Regions from separate parts of the Mus musculus genome. Here region 2 is linked to region 1. Evidence: chromatin loops called from intact Hi-C (ENCODE). Cell type or tissue: heart. All regions are shown on one strand. Each heading gives the region's core, and the rest is flanking DNA. Links, peaks and the distances in the headings are about the cores only.

Region 1 (8,325 bases), core at 22-8,021:
GACCTGTATTTCAGGGGAATGTTGACAATCCATAACTCCAGGGTGGACTACTAAGCCCTGCAAGGTGAGTGAACCCCGGCCGAGAATAAGGCCCATGGTTCCCGGGGGCAAGGATGGTATAGGCTCCACTGGCACCGGCTGAATACTCATTTGAGGCATTAATAGGAAGTCGGAGGCGGCACGCAGGTCCACCCTTGTGGGTCTTCCTGGGTCGCCTCTCTGACTGCTTCCTGGGTCCTGACAAACCGGTTCCCATATCTTTGAGGGCCCTGGGACCGAGGGCCCGATGACCCGTTTTTTGGCACATCAGTTGATTGACTATCAGGTGGGGGAAGGACTCTGCCCTTTATATCCCTCACAGAGCGACACTGGTCAGCTCTATGATAACCCTTGCCACACTTAGAGCAAGGAGTGAGAGTCCCTCCCTGTTTATCTGGAGCTCTGCAATCTTTCTTAAAATGCCCAGGCTTTCCGCAATTAAAACATGTCCTCTGATCATTTCTGCTCATGGAGCGGTTCTGAGATTGGAGGATGGCGGCCGCTAAGCCTGCATTGGTGAGAGGTCCCCCAAGCTCTCGACAGACCCTGAGCCAGTCTTGTAAGCCTTTGTTCTTTCTTGGGGCTATGGCCGCTCGGCACTCCTTTGTGGCTTGCTCATAGATTAGCTGTTCTATCAGAGGCGCAGCTTGCTCTGACTCTCCAAAAATACGCTCTGCTGCCTCTGTCATTCTGGCCACAAAATCTGAGAAGGATTCCTGAGGTCCCTGGATTATCTTTGTTAACTGCCCAGTGGTTTCACCTGCTCGAGAGAGCGCCTTCCAGGCCCTAATAGCCGTGGAAGAAATCTGGGCATAAGCTCCCCAATGGTAGTTTGTTTGATCAGCAGAATAAGCTCCCTGACCCGTTAACAAGTCAAAAGTCCAATCTCTCTGCTCTGGAGTCAAAGCAGCTGCGTTTGCTCGGGCCTGCGCTTGTGCAGCTTCGTGCCAAAGCGCTCTCCATTCCATATATTTGCCCATACTAGGGAGAGCGGCTTTTACAACCGTTTGCCAGTCGGCAGGAGTTAGTGCCATGCCGGCAAGCCTGTCTAACTGCACCAAGGTAAAATTAGCATTGGTTCCGTATTTACGGACCGACTCGGCAATTTCTTTAATTTGTAAGTATTCTACCGGAGCGTGGACACGCCCACCCTCGGCTCCTTCAAAGACCGGAAATGCCTGTTGTATTTTCCTTTGTTCCTCTCTGGGAATGAATGAGTCTGCGCACTGCCTCTCTGCGCACTGCCTCTCTGCGCAGGGCTGACGCACTACGCAGGGCGGGGACTCCGCATAGGGCGGACCTTGAAGCCGACTGCCCTGAGGCCAATCAGCAAACTGGCCTTCGCCAGCCGCTTTTGGCTTCCTTAACTGATTAGCTAGCACTTTACCTGGCTGGTACCCTTTTTTCTCATAATGAGCTGCTTCTTCCTCCCAGTCTGTTTCTTCAGAGGAGAATTCTTCATCTGCTTCAGAGCTACTAAGAGCTGGCTCCCCGAGCCCATCCAGCGATGAGCACAGGCTCCTTTTCCTAGAGACCTCCGCTAATTGATCTTTCTTCTTTTCCCTTTTTCCTCTTTTTCTTCTAATCTCTCTCCAGGTATTCCTACCTAACCTTAACTTTTCCTCGGGTTCAAGACCCTTGGAAAGGCCTGTATACTTATTTTGTGTACCATATTTCCTCTTTGCTCCTACTCTCTCTCCCCGCTTTACTTCTGATAGATTGCCCTGAATTTCATCCAGAATCCGCCCTGCCTTAACCACTTGATAACATGTGAAAAGGGACAAAAGGGCTTCTAACACTAGAAAAAATTCAAGGCCAAACATTTTCCACTTTACTTCTGATAGACTGTCTTGAATTTCCTTAGAAAGTTCAAGATCAGACTTACCTCGTAAAGCTGTACTCACTGGTACTCTCGTTCCCCAGCTGAAAAGTTCTGAATTCATACAGTTGAATCCTTCTTAACAGTCTGCTTTACGGGAACCTTTATTACCGCGACCCGCAGTTCTGGTTCTGGAATGAGGGATCTTCCTTGCGCCAGTCCCGAGTTTTTTCTCGTCCCGGAATTCGGCACCAATTGTTATTAGACGCGTTCTCACGACCGGCCAGGAAAGACGCAACAGACCAGAATCTTCTGCGGCAAAACTTTATTGCTTACATCTTCAGGAGCAGGAGTGCAAGAAGAAAGAGAGAGAGAAAACGAAACCCCGTCCCTTTTTTAGGAGAGTTATATTTCGCCTAGGACGTGTCACTCCCTGATTGGCTGCAGCCCATCGGCCGAGTTGACGTCACGGGGAAGGCAGAGCACATGGAGTGGAGAACCACCCTCGGCATATGCGCAGATTATTTGTTTACCACTTAGAACACAGCTGTCAGCGCCATCTTGTAACGGCGAATGTGGGCGCGGCTCCCAACAATTACACTTCTCCTTTCCCACAATGCATATCGTTGTAATCATATGCACATCCAATTATGCATAGACATAAAGCAGTAAGCGGGACTTCCCCCCAAAAGCTCATTCAGAAGATACAGTTTGCTTTACTGTTCATTCACCCAGAACTGGCTCATGCTGGCTCATCCTTTCTCTTAAGTTCCCATAAGTCCTGGGTCATGTTTGAAAGGAGAGAAACAATGGGAGGGAAATTGCCAAGAGGTTACTAAGGGAGGAAGGCCTATTACACTGTTTGCAGTGGAGTGTGTGTGCGCAGTTTGATGCTAGCAGGAGGTGCCAGGCTGGGCAGTGCACTGTTTAAAAAGGGGTGCAGATTCAGCTCGAGTCAGGTGGATCCCAGGTCGCTGTCTCCCCTCATTTTTCCTGCCTTAATGAAACCTGTAGGTTTCAGAGTCCTCAATTCGGAGCCCACTTAAAATAAGAACTATTTCCCCATTTCTTCAAAGGTAAGCTTTGTTCCATCTGGAAGTTTTGGTGTCTAAAGGTCCTGCCAGCTCTGGGAGGTTCCTGCTATGCTGTATCATGGTGGCTGGTGTTATGGCTGGAACACACGAGGGAGAAGAGTACGTGGTGACACAGTAACTTAGAGGAGGTGGCTTTAAAATAGCTTTCCTTAGAGACTAACTTGGGGCTCCTTAATTCATTTCAAGGACAGAATCCCCGATGACTTAAGTGCTAATTACTGGACTTCAGTTTTGTTTTTATTTTGTTTTGTTTTGGTTTGGTTTGGTTTTTGAGATTGTGTGTGTGTGTGTTTGCCTGGTATGTGTGTCTGTGCACAATGTGCATGCAGTGCCCTTGGAGGCCAGAAGAGGGCATCAGATCCAATAGGATTTGAGTTACAGACTGCCATGTGGGTGCTAGGAATAGAATATGCATCCTTTACAAGAACAGCAAGTGCTTTTTATCATTTAGTCATCTCTCTACCACTAGGTCCCATATCTTAAGCACCACCTTTTCCCAGTATCCTACACAGAGGGCCAAGCTTCTCACACATGAGGCCTTCTTGGGCATGCTCAGACCATAGCCAAACCACAGAACCATGTATCCAAAGTGTGATTTTTTTTTTCTTATCTCCTTTCTTTCTCATCAGAGATGAACTCTCCTGTAAAATATTCTGTGCTGGCTAGGATGGAACTTACCTTGAGTTGGTGCTCATTTGGGCCTGCAAGTCTGTCTTCTCTTGCCTGAAACTGTCCCTCTATGACTAGGAGGGTTTCCTCTAGCCAAAGCCACCACAGTGATGCCTCCAAGAGCCATGTCTGTGTCTATCCCTAGATGCCCTAGCCTTTCAGCTGTATTGCCTTGTGTGTGTGTGTGTGTGTTTATGTGTGTGTGTGTCTGAGTCTATGTGAGAGAGGGGGCCGGGGCCAGGGCCAGGGCCAGGGTGAGCTAGCTAGCGCAAGGACTCCAATCTCCACTATCATTAAATGACTGACCCACTTTCTGTAACAACGTTTTTTGTAGCAATTCAGCCCTTTGTTCCGTTTGTATAGGAGCCCTGTGGCTGGTCTCCAGCTGTTCTGGGTGTGTTTTAGCTCCACGGAAGAGTCTTTGGAGGTTGGAAGAAAGCTTTGGTGTGGCTCTCCAGTGACATCTCACCTTTTATCTTTCTGGAAGAAGTTGAAGACTGTGGTTTCTTTTTTTTCGGATTTCAACGTCTCTGCAGGCACAAAGTCAACAGTGGACAATGGGATTACCCTGAAAGCAGAGCCCCCCAGCTGCTAATGGGTTCATTCTGGCCAGTTGGGAACCGGCTCCTGTCCCTACCCTATCCCCAGTGCAATCACCATGCAGACAGCAGGCTCACTGTCAAGCCCAGCATAGCCCACATTGACTACAAGGGGACTAATCAGGGTAGACTGAGCATTTGTGGAGAACATTGTAAGTCTCAGCAAGTTGAATGCTTTTGCTTTTTTCGTGTTTGTTTGCTTATAACATTTCACTGCACTCAATAAAAGCAGCCATTCCATGCTCCTCCTTCATGAGGGCTCCCAAGAGTCCAAGAACAAGCCTGGCCCCATTCAGCAGCTTCTTGCATGGTGCAGACCTGTTTTTTTTTGTTTTTTTTTTTCTCAATGCCAGCATTATGCCCAGTATCATCTGTCCTAAATTTATAACAATTGCAAAGCACATATAAAAATTTATCTATTTGGATTGAACAAAGAGAATGGCCTATATTGCTAAATGAATATTGAGAAAACATGTCTGAATCTCTGTCTCAGGAAAGACCAGATATGGGCACCTCTTCCCCCATTATGGGGTCATCTCAGGAGCCATGTTCCAACTGGCCAAGAGTCAATAACTTCTGGAAATCCCAGGCTCTGGGGCCATACCTATCCAGTCCCAGATAAGACCTGCTATCAGCTCTTAATGTTCTCTCTTCATAAAATAGAATTGATATTGGCAGCTCCTTTGAGGATTTGTGTGTGTGGTGCATGTATGTGTGTGTTTGCATGAGTGCAAGTGTTCATGCACACATGAGTGTGTGCATACAGAGACCGGAGATTGACACTAAGTCTCTTCCTCAATCACTCTCCACTCTGTCTATCTAGCCAGGGTGTCTCACTAAACCTGGGGTTTGCCAGTTCAGCTACTGTACTAGCTGTTTTGCTCAGAGAATCCCTTGCAGAATGATCACCACCTCTGACTTGCATTTATGTGGATGCTGAGGATCCAAACCTCTGGTCCACACACCTGTACGTCAAAAGCTTCATCCACTGAGCATCTCTCCAATGCTGACATGTGCCTTTAATCCCAGCACTCCAGAGGCATAGGCACACAGATCTCTGTGAGTTTGAAGCCAGCCTGGTCTAGTTCTAGGACAGCCAAGGCTACACAAAGAAACCCTGTCTCGATAAGAGAGAAAGTCACCGTGATAAAACATCTAGCATGGAATTGAGTATCCCTTCTTCCACTTTTTACACACAGAGCAGCTGTGACTTGGTTCCACTAGCTGGGGACCAAACACTAACAGCATCAGCCTGTCAGGACCGCCCACATTCAAACGACACCACCGTCCTAAGGGATGAGAAATGGAATTTCATTATGATTTGCTTTGCTTTGCTTTCACATGCTTATGTGTGTGTACAAGTGTGGGTGAGCACTTGCCAGAGGGCACATATGGAGGTCACAGGGCAACTTTTGAGAGCCAGGTCTATCCTTCCTTGCTGACTCTTATTGAGGCACAGTCTGTCTTTCTTGTTTCTGCTGCTGAGCTGTCTACTCCAGACTAGCTGGCCTAGGAGGTTTTGGGAGGTTCTCTGTCTCTGCTTACCATCTAGTCCTGGGAATGGTGGGATGCATGCTACTACAGCTAGCTTTTTATGAGGTTCTTGGGAATCAAACTCAGGTTGTGAGGCTTGTGCCCTCACCCATCGAATCATCTCCTGGCTCCTTAATTTACATTTCCTGAGTCACTAACCCCTACCATCTTATTATGGACTTGGTCACTTGCACATCTTCTTTGGAGGAATGTCTGTTTGCACCCTTGCCTGTTGTTATCTGGCGTGTTTTCTTGACTTGTCTTTTCCTGGGGTTCTGAGGACTAAATGAGACAATTCCTGACATCCTCACAGTGTGACTTCCGGAACACGGTGGCTATTGCTGGCCAACAGTAAGACCTGAAACTGCCTTCGTGGCAAACACCACACGGCAAAAATGGAAGGCAGAAGTTTCCAGCAGGCTCCCACCCCTGCTCACTCTGTACCTTTCCAGGCCTCACGGGGGTCACATGCTACTCACCTCACGGTTCCTACTTCTCGGGGTTTGGGCTAGCTCTACTCAGCCTGGCCTCTGCACATAACTGGGTCGCACGGGGGGGGGGGGGGAAGCATGGAGTGTTAGTTTAAGGTCTTATTTACCAGAGACAGAACACATGGACACTCTTGAAAACATGGTTAAACTTTGTAGATAGTCTGGGAATACTTCAGCCTATTCAGCACAGTATACACATTTGAAAAGAAAAAAGAAAAGAACAAGAAAGGGAAGGGAAGGGAAGGGAAAGGAAGGGGAGGGGAGGGGAGGGGAGGGAAGGGAAGGGAAGGGAAGGGAAGGGAAGGGAAGGGAAGGGAAGGGAAGGAAGCAGACTAAAGAATTCCTGAGAGCTAGTTGTCCCAGGAAATGCATGGTGACTCCCATATCATCTGTCTCTGGAAGGCCACTTACTCAGGAAAGATTTTTGATAACTCATTTTAGATGGGGTCTGTCCTCATCCCCACCTTCTGCTTCCCAGGGCGTCCCAAACATTCCTGGCCTCTCTTCTCTGGCCTACCTACCAGACTCCTTCTCCTTTCCTTTTGTGCATGGGCTGGGCCCTGAGCCTCCCAAACAACCCTGTTTATCATTCCCCAACCATGCTCTAAACAACCTTTCTCTAATGCTCTATTCTTGGAATCAAATCAGGACCGTTGCGGAACGGAAACAACATTGGCAGAGATGCAGGAAACGACACCCCCCCCCCAGCCCCTGCAGTATTCATTGCCGGTGTGAAGCCAGTGCTATACCTAGGAAGGAAGTTAAAGTCCCATCTTTATCATAGCTGGTGGCCATTTGAGAATGTTCTTTTCCATGGTCAAGGTCTGTCCCTGAGCTGTCAGGTCTGAAAGGTCAAAACTCACATCCAGCTGTCTGATCCATTCCCCTTTATATTCTGTGCAGTCCTGGATGTCACTTGCCTGGTTCCTGTTGTCTGTGCAATAACAGCTTGATTACCAGCAGCCCCTGAAGTACTTCATCTATTCTCTGGGCCAGGAAGGTCCCAGAGAGGTTCTGCTAGGACTTGACCCTAGTCATCTGTTGCAGTAGAAGACTGAGCTGGATTCTGGAGTAACCATCTATCGCTCGCTGTCTTTGAGAAGGAGGAAGACTGCATAGGGGGCTGGGAAGCTTCCAGAGGGCTAGCCTATATGGGAGACTCATTTTCCCAGTCAAAGGGCTGTATTGCTTCTCCACTGGGAATGTGGCCTTGGAGGTAAGAATTAAGCCTTCCTGGAACTCCATTCCCTGGGAATTAATTTCATATCTGATTCTCAGCCAGCTCTGTTCTTTGACAGCAAGAGTCTGTGCTGTCATGGAGGTCCTCAGCCTCTCTTTAGGCATCCTCAACAGAATGGGAAGAGTCCAAAGTCCTTTCAACTAGTGGAGATGGTGCCCCCTGCTGGTAAGCCGACCTAACCTCACCACAATGAAGGTTGCCCTGTTGTCTCTACAGCAGACTGTCAGGTCTCCCTTTCCTGTACCCTTGCCGATTTAGCTATCAAACCTCATTTTAGGGTCTGCTTTCTGAGACCACGTCTGGTAGAAACTTCTGGAAAGTGGGCTTTAGTTCAACCAATTTTTTGAACACAGGCTGCCTGGAGCAGTGGAACTGAGAAAGAGGACAATGGCCAGGTCTTCCCAGAGAGGAGAGACGCCAGAGGTCCACACTTCCTGGCAGCCACGGGAGCAAGGGCTGTGATCTGAAAGAGCATCTGGTGACATCTACAGCATCTGCCAGGCCACTGTTCGAGCCCCTCACCCATCTAGTCAGCTGACATGTCTCGGGTATCCTGAGGAGACATCCAGGGTCCCAGCTGCTTCGTGGGAGCTTGCATTCCGGACAGATGAGACAGTACAGGTCAGGACACAGCCACGGCAGCTACTTGAGCATCTGGTCAAAGCTGTCTAAGTGGGGCCACGAGGTCAGCAGGAATGAATGACAGGCTTATGGGCATGGAGGGTATAGGTATCCAGGCAAGAGAACTCCCGGTGGGCTTGGTTGAGGAGAATGTGTAGAGTACTTGGAAGCCAGGAAGACTATGAGCTCCCGTGGTGTCTGAGGCGCCTCAGGTCTTGGC
Region 2 (8,325 bases), core at 275-8,274, 110 kb before region 1:
GCTCTGCTCCACCATGGGTACCTCTGACACCAGGAAAGCGGCCCCTGAAGAGAGGCTAGGAAGGCAGGGGATGCGGTTCAGGGCAGGAGAGTGAGACGGTAGAGGATTCTCTAGGAGATCGGTTCCCAAGCTGCCCAGTGCTAAGACAGTTCCTCATGTTGTAGTCACTTTCGACCATAACACTGTCTTCATTGTTACTTCATAACGATAATTTTGCTACTGTTATGACTAAAATCAGATATGCAGGTCATCTGATAAATGAGTTAATGTTTGATATTCGGGGTATCTCACACCTGATCCCTCACCCTGGTCTGCAGGGATTCTGGGGATGGCCCTGGGGTGTGTCAAAAGCTTGCTTCCGGGGATATGCTGAGATGGGGTGGAGCTAACATCTGATGGACTCTCCTGCCAATCATGATATGATTTAACATGACTCAGACCGTGGTCTCATGAGGTCATGCATTTTTCAGTCTCCACATCTCTGTCCCTTTGCCCTCTTGCTCTCCTCCAGACGAGGCACCAGATTTGTAACCAGACAAACAATAAAGAACTATCACTGTGTGTGAGCAGCATGCTCTGTCTGCTACAGACTGCTGAGGACCTAGACTGTAGGTTGGGAGTTGGTCTGGCCAACACCAGCTACTAGCCCAACGAGGCTTGAGTGGCCCCCAGCTCACACTGAGTGCAGACTTCTTCTCTAGGACCAGCCCAGGGGCTCAGACTGGTTCTTGACACTACTGAGTTCTGAGGACAGGACTCCAGGCTCTGCCCTGACTTTGCAAGTCCGGATTCACTTTGCTCCCAGACCTGACTTCATGCCTGTCTTTGGGACCATTGAGCCAACTCAGAGATCAAATAGGGCAGGGGGGTAGAGATGTTACTTCTAAGAGGACAGAACTCATGCCTGGGTTCTAAATGCTCCCATGATGTTGGGGGTTTGAATAAGAGTTGGCCCCATAGGCTCATCTATATGAATGCTTAGTCATCAGGGAGTAGAACTGTTTGAAAGGATTAGAAGGATTAGGAGGTATGGTTGTTAGAGAAAGTATGTTACTACAAGTAGGCTTTACGGTTTCAAAAGTCTCTCATGCCAGGCCCAGTCTCTATTGGCCTGCAGATCAGGATGTAGCTCTTATCCCATGAAAACAATTGAGGACTCTATACCATGGGGGATGTCCTATAGTGTTTCCCTGAGCATGCAATCCTAGGGCTTTCCAAAGGCAAAGGCTGAAAGAGTGACACTGACTTTAATCAGAAAAAGGGAGTTGGCTAGGTGGTGGTGGTGCACGCCTTTAATCCCAGCACTTGGGAAGCAGAGGCAGGTGGATTTCTGAGTTTGAGGCCAGCCTGGTCTACAGAGTAAGTTCCAGGACATCCAGAGCTACACAGAGAAACCCTGTCTCAAAAAACCAAAAAGAAAAAGAAAAAGAAAGAAAGAAAAAGGGAGTTAGAAAGGCCACACATCCCTGGGCGAGTGTGAGTGGGGGAATCCTGGAGTAGAGAGAGACACATGGTTCTCAGCATTGCTGAATTGTGCCTAACCTGGTCATTCTGGGGTCAGTGGCATAATTGGTGTTCCAAGAGGAAAGATCTTCCAGCTAGGGAGCTGGGAGTCTAATAAGTCTCCAACTGGGGGCCAGCTTCAAGGGTATCCAGCTGGTGGAGGTGAGCTGTGGAGATCCTAGGTGCTAGCAACAACAGGGCATCCTGACCACCACCAGCTTCCAGAGACCAGGGAAGAGGCAGATGCTGAGAGAACACAGATTTAGCTACAGTGTCTGGGGGTGTGTGTGTGGAAATGTCCCTAACTCTACTGTCCCCATCTCCTGTTAGCAGCCTGACAACCACCCTCTGACCAAAGCAATCAGAACATAGAGAGGGAAGACAAAACACTGGCAGAGTATTCTAAAGCCACCGTGGGGCCACAAAGTGAGCAGGAAGAGGGACAGCCACCAGCATAACACACAGAGACTGGAGCACACCAGACACTCAAGAGATCCTCCTGTCATGCAGGGGATGGCCACAAGGCACCCCAAGAATCATATCCCAGAATCCCTAGGAAAACAAGGACTCGGACATCTGAAGCTAGTGAGGACTTCTAGTTAGAATATAGAGTGCTCCACAGCACATAAAGCCTACAGGAGCATCCAGATCCCTCAGGAGAGCCCCCAGACCCTCCAGGAGCACTCAGAGCCTGAGGGAGCACTTAGATCCCTCAGATCCCTCCGACCCCTCAGGAGAGCACTCAGATCCTACGGGAGCACCCAGAGCCTTCAGGAGCACTTAGAGTCTGAGAGTACTTGAGCCCCCATGTCTCAGTGTTCTAATGCTGTGAAGAGACACCAGGACCAAATCAATATTTTTTAATGATTTACTTACTTATTTAATGTATATGAGTATACTGTAGCTGTCTTCAAACACACCAGAAGAAGGCATCAGATCCCCTTACAGATGGTTGTGAGCCACCATGTGGTTGCTGAGAATGGAACTCAGGAGAGAACAGCCAGTCCTCATAACTGCTGAGCCATCTCTCCAGCCACAACCAAGGCAATTCTTACAGAAAAAGGCACTTAATTGGGGGATTGCTTCTGGTTTAAGAGGTGCTGGGGCTTATCTGAGCTACATCCTGAGCTGCAGGCCAGAAAGACTGGGCCCAGCATGGGCTTTGAAACCTCAAGTCCACCCTACAAGGCAGCACCTCCTAATCCTTCTAATCCTTTCAAACAGTTCTATTCCCGATGACTAAGCATTCTAATATATGGGCCTATGGCAGCCATTGTTACTTAGACCACCACACCCTAGGAGCACTCAGAGCCCATAGGAGCACTCAAGGCCTACAGAGCTGCTGACTGCAAGACATGGTACCTGGGCCTGGATATGCCTTGGTTTGGGGACTCCTTGATTCTCCCAAGGTCTATCCCTCATTTTCCTCCTTTGTATGTTAGGGACAGTCACGTGATCCGAGTACTGATGGTCCATCCACGTTCAAGGCATACATAGCTAACGACACCACTGCTAGCTGCAGGTACTCTTGAGGCCGCACAGCCAGTCAGCCTCAGGCAGGCTCCCACTGTCTTTGAGTAAAGGGAAGATTTCATGCCCATGACCTCATCAGCCTACAGCCTTCCTTTGAAGAAAGAGGGACACGGAGAAAGCTTGGCTCATTGAACTGCCGGGAAGCTGGGTCAAGGCCATGACATGAGGTCCCAGGAATGAGGATTAGATTTCTGCCATGCAAGAAGGCACAGGGAGGTCACTCGCTGCTCTCCTGCCGGGCCCGACTCACTCAGAATGTTCACTCAGACCCAGGCACCACCACACTCAAGGGTCCCACTTCTGAATCAGAGATGCCACTCCTTTGAGGCTGTGGACCCTATGCTTAGCGCCCTGTGAGCTTTGCCATGCACTCCTGTCCTCCTGAGGACCTTGCTTTCAAACAGGACCCTGCAAACATGCGGGAACCTTTCCTGAATGGCTAGAGCTCTGGGGCTATGCGCCTGAACTGGACCGCGTCATTACCTTGAGCTAGGGTCCAGGAAGCCATGCCAGTACCAGAACTATTTGGATCTGGGCCCTCTGGAAGAACCCATGACATCACTAGGACAGTCCGTTGTTTGGGAAAATAACTACTTTCACATGGCAACAGATCTGGTTGTCAGCGCTCCAGCTGGGGCCCTCACTGTGAACAGAGCAGGGTCACTTGATATCTTAGGGTCATGCTTCCCAAATCAAGTCCCTTCTTTGGACTCCCTCTTCTAGCCTTTAAGGGCACCTGGACGCACACAATTTAAGATTAAAACAAATCAAGCAAGCAAGCAAACAAAGGAAAAAACAAAAAACAAAACAAAACAAAACAAAACAAAAAAAGAAACAAAGAAACCCAGGTGTGCTGCTTTATCTACAGCCAATGTAATGACAGCAGCTCAAGGCAGCTAGGCCTGCCTCTCTGGAGGAGAACCACCCAGAAAAGGCCTCCTCGCAGTTCATCCTTTAGGATTTGCCACATCTGTCCTGGTTGAATGCTCCGTGGTGGGCAGTGGGCAGCAGTCTGAGCTCCATCTGCCTGGCTTAGGACATCAGAGGGATCCGACCTTTCAGCCAGACTGGGTCAGTTCTCTGTAGCTGCTAGTAGCAGACTCCGTAGCTGGAGCCTGAGAGGTGCCAGCTGTGCAGATACATCCGGGGTGGGGAAGAGCAGGGAAACCTTAAAAGTGCTCCAGGTTCCCCAGCTTGAAAAGGAGGAGCCATAAGGGCTGCCATATTCTCAGGTACTCAACTTGTCATTAAGGCCTGGAACCATGAGAAAAGAAGAGACCCGGGGCGGGGGGAGGTCCTAAGAAGACGTGCAGAATGGTGCAGTGGGTGTCCTTAGAGAAAGGGGGGGGTGTCTTAGAAAGCCTCGGGTGCAGGGCTAGGAGAAGAGAAGCTAACCCTGGGCTACAGGCAGCAAAGTGGAGGCGTGCACGGACCGGATCGGGCGCCCGCCTCCTCAGGGTCCCCTGTGCCTGCAGAGCGTGCCCTAGCCGCGAGGGGGCGACGGCAGCGAGGGCGGCGCGCGCGAGGCGGGGGATTCAAGCGCGTTATAAGGCGCCGACCTGACCAGCCGTGCTCTTTACTGCCGCCGCCGCCGCCAGCATGGCCTCGACCCGCCGCCCCGTCGGAGCTCGCACGCTGCTCGCCTGCGCCAGCCTACTCGCCGCCATGGGCCTCGGTGTCCCTGAGTCCGCGGAGCCCGTGGGGACTCATGCACGCCCGCAGCCGCCCGGGGCCGAGCTGCCCGCCCCGCCAGCCAACAGCCCGCCGGTAAGACGCAGCCGCGCCCCACATCTTCCTGTCCCGGGGGGCCCTAAGACGGTGGGGAAGGTGGCACCCCTTGCTGCGCAGTGTCCAACACTGGGGATACGTCGCTCTCAGGGGCTCTGTGAGACCCAGGGTTGGGTGGATGCGTCCTCTGTACCGTGGCTTTGGCGGCAGAACTCCACTAGGCCAGTAGGAGAGATTGGGAAAGGTGTGAAATGCAGTTAACTTGCTCCTCGTGAAACTGGAAGACTGGTGAGAGAGCGGGGCTCCCAGATCTAGTTCCTTTTTGTTAGGTGACTGCGTCTGGGAAAGGAGTGATGTAACCAGGCTCTGCCTGCGATCCCTCCCAAGATCTCCACCTGAACTGCTGGGGTGGAGACGCAGGCTGGGGAGGGTGTGGCTAGAGGCCTGGGGAGGGTGGATTGGTAGCCTTCATTGGAGCTGGTCAGTCCTGTTGGTGAGAGTTCAGGGAAGAATTTCAGGGTCTAGTTGATCGCTCATGCTGTGGGCCAGGCACAAGGAAACCCCAGGCCAGCGCGCTCTTCAGTTCTCAGCACCCCAGGGGCCAACAAAACATCCACTAAGACAGCTGGAGATGGTTACAATACCTCCCTCTGCAAGGCATCCCTGGGTCCTTCCACCATCCCATTTCTGCCTCCTTTGGTGGGAGTAAACATGTCCTTGTTGTCTGAAGCCTCCCCCTGACCCCCAGCCATCAGCCTTCAAAACTTTCATGAGGTCCAGACATAGTCACCAGGAAGTGGGGAGTAGGCTGGACCTTCCCAGTGGAATGTTGGCCTTGAACCCTCTTTGGGAGGGGCAAGGTGTCACCAGTTCCCTGATAGCTGGAACCCAGCTCCCACTCCAACTCCTGGGGCCCCTGACCAACATGGCTCCATGTATTTTCGGTGCTGCCCTCAAGTTGACAGTGGTGCGAGTCTGTACACAGGCCACCGGTCCCCTGGAAGGGTCAGTACACCTGTTCTGACCTATAATGGAAGCACTGCACTGTGAGTGTCCACTGAGGGCATCAGACAGCAAGAAGCATAGAAGCCTCCATCATCCTGACACAGCAGCCTGGCCTGTGACCCACAAGACCCCGGTTTGGGTAGTTTTGAGATCCTGGGTCTTTCTGTCAGACACTGGAGTCTGTGCCCTTGACTTCTTCTAAGGCCTCTTGAATGGTTCATTCCTTTCCTAGCTGGTAGCCCTACATGGAACCCAGACCATTAGAGGCCTATTAACTGTCCTATTTGCCAAAGGCCTCTGCCAGGAAACAAGGCCACTCTCAGAGCTTGAATCCTTGGGCCAGTGTTTTAGAAAGCTGAGAAAAGTAAAGGCCTAGCTAGAGTCATGACATCCGGCTCCTCTGCCCCACTGCTCCCCATGCCCTGTGACCACAGTGGCCCTGAGGCTGGTCTCCCTGACACTTCTGACTGTGGGGAGGGACAAAATGACCTGTTGTCACCCAGTATTCATATATTCATAGTCACCTCCTAAGCAACTGTGGGTTCCAGTGACTGTCAAAGGACGGTGACACTCAAGGAAAAGCAAGAAGATACATCCCAGAGCACCTGCTTTGGAGCCCCACTCCTACCTTCCTGCAGCCTGGGCTCCCTCCTCCATGGGCTGGGGATGGGTCGGACACTACCTCTGAAAACACAAGTGACAAGGGCAAGATGCTACCAAGCAAACCTACTGTGGCCATCTGTGTTCCAGGAACCCACCATTGCGCATGCACACAGTGTGGATCCCCGGGATGCTTGGATGCTGTTCGTCAAGCAGAGTGACAAGGGGATCAACAGTAAGAGGAGGAGCAAAGCCAGGAGGCTGAAGGTGAGCAGCTTGGGCCCACCACCTCCCCGAGCCCCTAGTACCCTTTCCAACAGCAGAAGCCATGGAAAGAAACAAGGATCAAGTATGAAGCTGGCGTCCAGCAAGTCAGGAGTTAGGAGCCCTCAGGATGCCAGGTCCTCCCCAGATTTCCCTTCATGGCCAGAGGGAGAAGCTCACCCAACATATGCTAAGGAGTTGGGTTGGCTTCGGGCTGCTGGAATGGTACAGGATGGGAGCCTCTCAGTATGGCCCTGGCTTGGGCAGGAAGCTGGCACTTGGACCTGATGACTGACTCCTGCATTGAGTTCCTCCAAGTAACTCTGGATCCAGGCTGGGCTTCAGTGTGTGTTGTGTTTCTCTATTGAGGGTCAGCCTTACCTGCCCAGGATCTGACCCATTCACTGGGCCTGGGTGTGTGTATGTGTGTGTGGTCAGCCCTGCCCCCTTAGGCTACCTGGCCTTGCTTAGGCTTCTCTATGCAGGAGCTTGCCTCCTTCCCTTAGGTCCTGACCCAGACCAGTATAAACTCCCAAGTGCAGTGGAGACTTGTTGTTGTGTCTCAGGCCAGACTGAGATTCACGTCCCCAGAAGCAGCCTGGGTGGTCTTTATCTGGGAATCACATCCAGAGAGGCAGCTGTAGGGCTCTTGCATACAGAGCCTGCCGTGCCCTGTACAGCCCCTAAGAAGCTCCACATCTGCACAATCCCATCCTTGCCCATGCCTGCACTCCATGCTTGATGATAGAGGAGTATGAGAGCCCTAAGGACCTCCACACGGAGGGAAGAGCCCACAGCCAAGGCGGGAGCTCTCCTGCCAGCCTCGATGTAGGACCCGGCAGAAGGGTCACCTCTCCCCTCAAATGTTCTTAACCTCTACCTTCCCTTCCAGCTTGGCCTGCCAGGACCCCCAGGGCCACCAGGTCCTCAGGGCCCCCCAGGCCCCTTTATCCCATCTGAGGTTCTGCTGAAGGAGTTCCAGCTGTTGCTGAAAGGTAGGGGTGCCATTCTGTGGGCACATGTTCTGGTGTGGGCAAACCAGCAGGGCATCTCTAGAGGGTAAAGTTCAGGTCCCAGCAAACACCTGCTATGTTGCTTCCCTGTTGGCCGCCCTGCCTGTCATGGGGCGGGACTGTGGGTGGGAGACATGCGGCAGGTGGAAGCCTCAGGGAAGGAGGCCTTTTATTGTTCTTCACTGAGGACAGGCCCTGCAGCCTGCTGCTGGGGAGTGGCTGTCACTATCTTCTGTAAATGACTGTACCATGGAGGACTGCTGCGAGCCCTTTCCTGCTTCTGTGCCACTGCTTGTTTGGTTTTAAATAAGCTTCCAGAGGGTGACGAACCTTTGTGTTTCTTCCAGTATAGCCACAATAAGTATTTCTATACAACATTCTCAAAAATACAGGTATCGTTATAGAGGGTGAGGCTAGCGAACAAGGGTGCTGGGTGCTGGATATGCACTTGCTGGAGCTTGTGTCAGATGGTGTGAAGGGAAACTGGCAGCTGCCAGGTCAGGCAGTAATGTCCCCAGGACCTCCAGTGTCAGTCACCACGCTCTAAGGCCACGGGCTGGTGAGTAGAGTGGTCCACCGACTGCTTTGTGTCAGGCGCAGTACGGCAGCGAGAGAGCCATCTGGAGCACTGCACCAGGGATCTCACTACACCAGCCTCGGGTAGCCCTTCCCGTGTCCC

The links. Peaks named below come from ENCODE experiments on the same cell type or tissue, not always from the same donor. Only the 100,000 strongest peaks of a DNase experiment are listed, where the experiment ranks them.
Region 2: it touches region 1 in a loop (3-fold over the local background); 4 of 42 quality-filtered maps call a loop at or near these places.

What each region holds. Positions count from the first base shown.
Region 1 is chr1:91,475,862-91,484,186 of GRCm38, forward strand. It overlaps Gm28382 (a long non-coding RNA gene), which reads left to right and starts at 2,910. Exons shown (of 3, transcript XR_003948697.1): 1 at 2,910-2,934; 2 at 7,148-7,649; 3 at 7,838-8,325. In heart, for the core only: a CTCF peak has its summit at 3,296 (motif pointing right); a DNase peak (open chromatin) is centred at 7,630; H3K27me3 peaks cover 261 bases.
Region 2 is chr1:91,361,846-91,370,170 of GRCm38, forward strand. It overlaps Klhl30 (kelch-like 30), which reads left to right. Exons shown (of 8, transcript NM_027551.2): 8 at 1-559. Erfe (erythroferrone) reads left to right here and starts at 4,585. Exons shown (of 8, transcript NM_173395.2): 1 at 4,585-4,803; 2 at 6,520-6,636; 3 at 7,526-7,628; 4 at 8,241-8,325. The coding sequence starts at 4,636. In heart, for the core only: a CTCF peak has its summit at 4,524 (motif pointing right); DNase peaks (open chromatin) are centred at 3,502, 4,526 and 7,693; H3K4me3 peaks cover 1,532 bases; H3K27ac peaks cover 1,078 bases; H3K27me3 peaks cover 1,035 bases.